Regions from separate parts of the Homo sapiens genome. Here region 1 is linked to region 2. Evidence: read pairs that join two places in POLR2A ChIA-PET (ENCODE). Cell type or tissue: PC-9. All regions are shown on one strand.

Evidence for each region. Peaks named below come from ENCODE experiments on the same cell type or tissue, not always from the same donor. Only the 100,000 strongest peaks of a DNase experiment are listed, where the experiment ranks them.
Region 1: POLR2A ChIA-PET joins it to region 2 with 18 read pairs; 9 of 35 experiments call an interaction of 5 or more read pairs at or near these places.

Annotation. Positions count from the first base shown.
Region 1 is chr15:41,032,624-41,036,623 of GRCh38, forward strand. The region is part of intron 24 of INO80 (INO80 complex ATPase subunit); the gene reads right to left. Among named protein-coding and RNA genes, the nearest start is that of INO80-AS1, 18 kb to the left of the region's middle. In PC-9, no CTCF peak of the experiment used is centred here; no DNase peak of the experiment used is centred here.
Region 2 is chr15:40,959,362-40,963,361 of GRCh38, forward strand. LOC105370789 (a long non-coding RNA gene) reads left to right here and starts at 3,128. Exons shown (of 4, transcript XR_007064601.1): 1 at 3,128-4,000. In PC-9, no CTCF peak of the experiment used is centred here; a DNase peak (open chromatin) is centred at 1,790.

The DNA of each region.
Region 1 (4,000 bases), 73 kb after region 2:
TCAACATATGCCACTCTCTTCAAAACAACTCTATGTTTAGAACCTTTGTGTATTTTAAATTGCAAAATCTGAAATGCCCCCGATTTTTAGGAGTCACTTGACTCACTAGAACTGTAGAGTATATAAAATGTTCAGGCCAGGCGTGGTAGCTCATGCCTGTAATCCCAGCACTCTGGGCGGCTGAGGAGGGCGGATCACGAGGTCAGGAGTTCGAAACCAGCCTGGCCAACATAATGAAACCCCGTCTCTACTACAAACACAAAAATTAGCCAGGGGTGGTGGCATGCGCCTATAGTCCCAGCTACTCAGGAGGCTGAGGCAGGAGAATCACTTGAACCCGGGAGGCGGAGGTTGCAGTGAGCCAAGACCACACCATTGCACTCCAGCCTGGGTGACAGAGACTCCGTCTCAACAACAACAACAAAAAAACAAACAAAAAAAACTTTCAGCACGTACTATGCATAAGTAGACCATTACCATGACAACAGTTTCAATGAGACAGACAGGAGACAGAATCAATACTGGTACTGTACTCTGTGTCTGCCAACCATCATTTTTAATTTTTAACATGACATTTAATTGGAATAGACTCAAATCTGTTCTGCCCCAAGAAAGATAACTAAATGGCATATTTACGACAGGCTCTCTTTTTTGTCTTTATTCTTCTAAGCAAAATAAAATTTTATTTTTCTATCTCTGCTGCCTGAATCAGAATTTTTTTTTTTTTTTTTTGGAGACACAATCTCGTTACCCAGGCTGGGGTGCAGTAGTGTGATCATAGCTCACTGTAATCTCAAACTCCTGGACTCAAGGGATCCTCCCACCTCAGCCTCCTTGAGTAGAGAGACAGAGTGAGACCCTGTCTCAAAACAAACAAACAAACAAAATCACACTCTTTATCCACTGCAAAACAGTGTAAGAAAATAACTCTGGCCAGAGGTACCACAGTGTGCAGGGAAGGTGTGCGAAAGTTCTGACCCAAATCTACTCATTCCTGAAATTCTTAATAGCAATGCAGGGTAGAACACAAGAAAATTAAGTAGAATACAGGGAGCCATGCTAGTTTTTGTTCTACAAACATAAGAGAAGGAAATCTCTGAAAAGTATTCACATCAATTAAGAGATTTTTTAAAAACCCCAAACTTAGGCCAGGCGCAGTGGCTCACGCCTGTAATCCCAGTACTCTGGGAGGCCAAGGCGGGAGGATCACGAGGTCAGGAGATCAAGACCATCCTGGCTAACGCTAGAGTAGAAACCCTATCTCTACTAAAAAAAAAAATACAAAAAAATTAGCCGGGCGTGGTGGCAGGCGCCTGTAGTCCCAGCTTCTCGGGAGGCTGAGGCAGGAGAATGGCGTGAACCTGGGAGGCAGAGCTTGCAGTGAGCTGAGATGGTGCCACTGCACTCCAGTCTTGGTGACAGAGCGAGACTCTGTCTCAAAAAACAAACAAAAAAACCCAAAACTTTATCCAAAACACCTCTAAGTATCAACCGATCTGTGTCCTTAGCCTAGTTCTTAGCTTCTTGATGTTTATGTGTATCATCCTGAAGCTAATAATACAAGAATGGTACTTCTTTGGATTCTGTAACAAAAAATTCATATTTTATCTTCACCATAGGGTGGGTGAGTGCAAGGGTTTTATAGGCACATTATGGGGTTGGGGGAGGTAAGGAGAAGAGAGCTTCTCACTGTTTGGATTCATTCCTTTCCCTGGGGAGTAAGAGAAGAAGGGGAGGACTGGGTTAGACTGCTGAATATGGCTCAGGTAGTATGTGACCTCACACAGCTTACCAAGACCAATATGACAACATGTAGCTAAGTGAACACTGATCTGTCTCCACAGAGGAAGAAAAACAAAGTCTTTACCTTGATCTGATGATAGGAAGTTATATTTAGGAGACAGGCTACAGGAACAATAACTCTCTTTATACAACAAATGAAGGCGTAGAAGGAAACAGAATGAAAAATTTTCTGCCTTAAGATGACAAAGCTGAATATGGGGAAATTAACTCAAAACTAACTTGTTAGCTCCAAAGGAGCTTTAGTCTAAAATATTATTTGAATTTCGTAAGAAAAAGAATGATGAGACCCCTTCCAACTTTTACATTTCCCCATGTCTCTTCTCAGGTTTGTTGGCCGAAGAATAACCCCAAACTTTTTAAGACTGATCTGGAACATGGAATCTGGGTTCAACTTGCATACTCTTCCATTAAAACCTTGAAACATAATTTGTCTTCACTGGAGAACTGCTTCTCTTCTGCATTATGTTTCCAAATAATTAAAGTTACATAATCAGAACTAATGTGGCAAATTAAATGAAAATACAGAGCTTGCAATGAAAAGAAAAAAAATGCTCACAAGGAGTTAAGAGTTTATGAGTAAAGAATCCCTGCTGAAAATGAAACCTCGTTATTATACTATAGTTACTATCTTTCCCAGCTAACATTTGCTGTGAAGAAACACGGGTAACAGAGCACAAGGATAGAGTCCAAAATCCTTTCTAGTTGAAAAACTAGTTAAGAACTAGTACTACAGTCAGAACCATCTACAGTCTAAGCCAGAATCTCAGAACAGGAAATCCAAAACAAATTTCATAATGAAATATCTGATATAATGGGATCAGCATGGAAATAAGGGGCTGTGGTAGTTTTATATGGCCACAAATTCCTTGGCCAGGTGTGATGGCTCACACCTGATCCTAACACTCTGGGAGGCTGAGGCAGGGGAATCCCTTGAGGCCAAAATCCAAAAATTAGCTGGGTGTAGTGGCACCTGCCTGTAATCCCAGCTACTTGAGAGGCTGAGGTGGGAGGACTGCTTGAGCCCCAAAGGTGGAGGTTGTAGTGAGCCATGACTATACCACTACGCTCTTGCCTGGGTGACAAAGCAAGACTACATCTCTAAAAAAAAAAAAAGACCGGGCGCGGTGGCTCACGCCTGTAATCCCAGCACTTTGAGAGGCCGAGGCAGATGGATCACGAGGTCGGGAGATCAAGACCATCCTGGCCAACATGGTGAAACCCCGTTTCTATTAAAAAATATAAAAAATTAGCTGGGTGTGGTGGCGGGCACCTGTAGGCCCAGCTACTCGGGAGGCTGACGCAGGAGAATGGCGTGAAACTGGGAGGCGGAGGTTGCAGTGAGCCGAGATCACACCACTGCACTCCAATCTGGGGGACAGAGTGAGACTCTGTCTCAAAAAAAAAAAAAAAAAAAAAAAAAAGTCTGGCGCCTTGGCTTACACCTGTAATCGGAGCACTCAGGGAGGCCAAGGTGGGCAGATCACTTGAGGCCAGGAGTTTGAGACCAGTCTGGTCAACATGGTGAAACCCCATCTCTGCTTTAAAAACAAAACAAAACAAAACAAAAAAACCCATAAAATTAGCTGGGCATGATGGCCCACACCTGTAATCCCAGCTACTCAAGGAGGCTGAGGCAGGAGAATCACTGGAACCCAGGAGGCGGAAGTTGCAGTGAGCCGAGATCGCACCACTGCACTCCAGCCTGGGCAACAGAGTGCAACTCTCTCTCGAAAAAAAAAAAAAAAAAAAAAAAAAAAAACCCAAAAAAACCACATAGCTAAGCTGCTCCCAAGTTCCCAGCCAACAGAAACAGTGTGAGATATCAAGTGTTTATTGTTTTAGTCTCTAGGTTTTAAGATAACATGTTATATAACTACTACTACAGGGGCTAAAATCCATAGTTGAGCTCATTAGCAACCTCTATTGCAAGTTTCTATAGATTCACTTCTCTCTGGTGTTCCTTACTACCCAAGGAACGTGTCACCTCTAGTTCTCAGATCAAATGCAGGGCAAAAATAACTAAGTGCAATAAGATCAATGAATGATCAAACAGATTACCTATCCTGCCCACTTTCCCTAAACCCCTAGAAGTTAGTGCTCTTCACAAAATTCTATTTAAAATATTAAGAGTAAAACTGTACTTTTAATTTTAGGCTAGAAGACATTCCCTCAGATTAATACATACCATGTTCCAAAG
Region 2 (4,000 bases):
CAGATCACTTGAGGTCAGGAGTTCAAGATCAGCCTGGACAACATGGTGAAACCCAGTCTCTACTAAAAAATACAAAAATTAGCCAGGCGTGGTGGTGGGCACCCGTAGTACCAACTACTTGGGAGGCTGAGGCAGGAGAATCACTTGAACCCAGGAGGTGGAGGTTGCAGTGAGCCAAGATCGCGCCACTGCACTCCGCCTAGGCGACAGAGCAAGACTCTGTCTTAAAAAACAAACAAAAAAAAAGGTTTTCTGATTGTTTCTTTTCCTTTTCAGTTGGGAAAGACTTGAGCAGGGTGATGTTTGGGTTTCCAGCCTTAGGCCGCAGCATTAGGGAATTTCAGAGTTAGCAGGGGCTGCAGAATCATCCTATCTGTGCCTCTAGGGCATGCTCCTGGAGAGCCAGGAGTCGGTGGGAAGGATCGGCCGATTCATTGCTTTTTATTGAATCTACAACAGCCCAGGCCCCTTGGCCTCCCACTGCTGTCGGCAGCAGACAAACACAACCACCCCCGCACCTGGCCTGGGAAGGGTAACCGGAGCTCAGGGGTGGGCAAGGCTGGCTGGCTCTGGGGGCCTTAGAGAAGCGGTAGAAATCCAGTGGGTAGAAGGGGCATTCCGGCAAAGGAGAAAGGGCCACGCCGAGTGGCTGACGCTCTGGGGCGCTGGGGAGGAGGCAGGAAGCTGCTCTGGGGTCCGATGGTGGAGGAAATATTAGAGATTCTTTTTTAGAGAAGTTGACTTCTGTAGTGATGCTTGTGTTTTTTTCACGTTTTCCTTCCCACCGCAGGGTCTCTTGTTTGTTTTGTTCTTTTTCTTTGTTTTGTCTGCTTTAAGGTAGACTAGTGTCTTGTTCAGGCCCGGAGGCTTGTACTTGTAGCCAGAGAAAGATGGGTTGCTGGCGCAAGACGTGGTGGGAGTCTGCTGAGATGTTCCGGGCAGGTGTTGGCGAGGCCTGGAGGAAAGGCAGGAGCTGGGACGGTGGTGGATCTGCCTCCTGGCAGCCCACTGGAGATAGAGGCAAGCAGGAGGGAGGAGACTGGGGATCCCAGGATTTTGCCAAGAGGGTGGGGGTCTCTCATCAGCAGGGGACAGGGACTGTGCAGGACGATGTAGCCTTCGTGTACCTTTCTAGGGCTGGTGGGATTCTCTCCAGGTTGTCCCCCACTGGGCTACAGAAAGGACCCCATTCCTCTGGGGGCTGTCATGCCCTTGAAGAGGGAAATGTCAGTTGGAGAAGCAGAAGGTGTGGGAAGAAGGACCACAAATGGGGGAGACCCCCCGTTCCCCAGGCCTGGATCCGAAGAGGGATCGGATGCTCCAGGGCTGAGGCCAGGAGAGGGGAGGCAATGATCACGGGGCGTGTCCCAGATGGCCGGAGTGTGAGCAGAGGGCCCTGCTGCTCCCTGAGGGTAGGGCGACCGTGGACCCCAGCATGGCCAGGTCAGCCCTAGTTTACTCTGTTGTTCTGGAGTAATTATGACTTTGACTCTCAAAAGTGTCTCAGTTTGGACACTAAATTACATGATAGCTGTAGAGAATTGGGACACAGCAGGGTCACTTTATTAGTGGAGCTGGTGGCTGTCAGACGGGCTTGGCCAGAGCCTGCAGGAGCCTGTCCTCTACCCTTCACCACCAGCCCAGCGGCTGGGGCCCGGCTTAGGTCACAAAGCCCGGGTTGGCAGCCAGGGAAGGCCACCGTCCTCTATCCTTCCTCTTGCTGCCTGTGGAGAGTCCCCTGCAGGCCTGTCCTTCCTCCTCAGCCTGCCCTGGCCTCACCCTTGCCTCAGGCATTTCCTTGGGCGTGAGGAGAGCTGGACACGCCCTGAAGGCTCAGCCAGGTCCTCAGCCCTTCCTGGTGGCACCATCACCCCAGGGAACTCCTGGGGTATTTTCCGCGCCCCTGCCCCGCCCCACCACCCTAGCTGATCCTTCCTGCCTCTCCTCCTTCGCCTGGGACTCTGTGCTGCGCACTCCTGGCTCTAACCCCCTGTGCCTCTGTTCCTCGGCCTGGCACTGCCGTCCCCATTTTGGCTCCATCCTGGGTCCTGCCCCTTGCTAGGCCTCTGCCTGTGAGAGGTGACAGCGTGCTGGCAGTCCTCAGAGCCTTCGCTTGCTCTCGGCACCTCCTCTGCCTGGGCTCCCACTTTGGCAGCATTTGAGGAGCCCTTCAGCCCACCACTGCACTGTGGGAGCCCCTTTCTGGGCTGGCCAAGGCCGGAGCCCACTCCCTCAGCTTGCAGGGAGGTGTGGAGGGAGAGGCGCGAGCGGGAACCGGGGCTGCGTGCGGCGCTTGCGGGCCAGCTGGAGTTCCGGGTGGGCGTGGGCTTGGCAGGCCCCGCACTCGGAGCAGTCGGCCAGCCCTGCTGGCCCCGGGCAATGAGGGACTTAGCACCCGGGCCAGCAGCTGCGGAGGGTGTACTGGGTCCCCCAGCAGTGCCAGCCCACCAGCGCTGTGCTCTATTTCTCACCGAGCCTTAGCTCTCTTCCCGCGGGGCAGGGCTCGGGACCTGCAGCCCGCCATGCCTCAGCCTCCCACCCACTCCGTGGGTTCCTGTGCAGCCCGAGCCTCCCCGACGAGCGCCGCCCCCTGCTCCACGGCGCCCAGTCCCATCGACCATCCAAGGGCTGAGGAGTGCGGGCGCACGGCACCGGGACTGGCAGGCAGCTCCACCTGCAGCCCCGGTGCGGGATCCACTAGGTGAAGCCAGCTGGGCTCCTGAGTCGTGGGGACGTGGAGAGTCTTTATGTCTAGCTCAGGGATTGTAAATACACCAATCAGCACTCTGTGTTTAGCTCAAGGTTTGTGAGTGCACCAATCTACACTCTGTATCTAGCTCAAGGTTTGTAAACACACCAATCAGCACACTGTGTTTAGCTCAAGGTTTGTGAATGCACCAATTGACACTCTGTATCTAGCTGCTCTAGTGGGGCCTTGGAGAACCTGTGTGTGGAAACTCTGTATCTAAGTAATCTGATGGGGAGGTGGAGAACCTTTGTATCTAGCTCAGGGATTGTAAACGCACCAATCAGCGCCCTGACAAAACAGGCCACTCGGCTCTACCAATCAGCAAGATGTGGGTGGGGCCAGATAAGAGAATAAAAGCAGGCTGCCCGAGCTTGCATTAGTAACTCGCTCGGGTCCCCTTCCGGATTGTGGAAACTTTGTTCTTTCGCTGTATGTAATAACTCTTGCTACTGTAGCTCGCTTTTTGGGTCTACGCTGCTTCTATAAGCTGTAACATTCACAGGGAAGATCTGCAGCTTCACTCCTGAGACCACGAGCCCACTGGAAAGAACAAACAACTCCCGAAGTGCTACCTTATAGAGCTATAACACTCACCGCGAAGGTCTGCAGCTTCACTCCTGAGCCAGGGAGACCACAAACCCACCAGAAGGAAAAAACTCCGAATACATCTGAACATCAGGAGGGACAGACTCCAGACGGGCCACCTGAAAAGCTGTAACACTCACCGTGAGGGTCCGGGGCTTCATTCTTGAAGTTAGTGAGACCAAGAACCCACCAATTCGGGACACACTTGGACCATCCGCTTCCCAGGAAGCGTCAGCCCTGGGGTGCCCATGCCCAGAAGCCCACTCCAGCCCTGATAGTCGCCTCCCAGCTGAGCCAGGAACCTGGGGCTGAGCTCCATCCTCAACCTTAAAAACTTGTCATCTCACCTGTCCCGAGGATGTGCGGTACCTGCCCTACTTCTACCATCCTCACCCTACTCTTTTCCTGGGCTAGCGTTATGATGTCTAAACCTATCTATCATCCCGTTCTGTGCTCTGTATATTCATTTTCCACATAACGTAAAATGTAGGTCTGGCTAAGCCCCCTCCACATGGACAACGTGGGCCCTACTCTCCACAGACTCCAGCCACCTGCGACCCCTTCTGCCTCATGCTACGTGTGATCACAGCCTTTTCTCCTGTTGCTATCCTGACCGAGATGCTCCTCTAACAAGCTTGTCCACCCTTTCACACCCCTCAGCACACG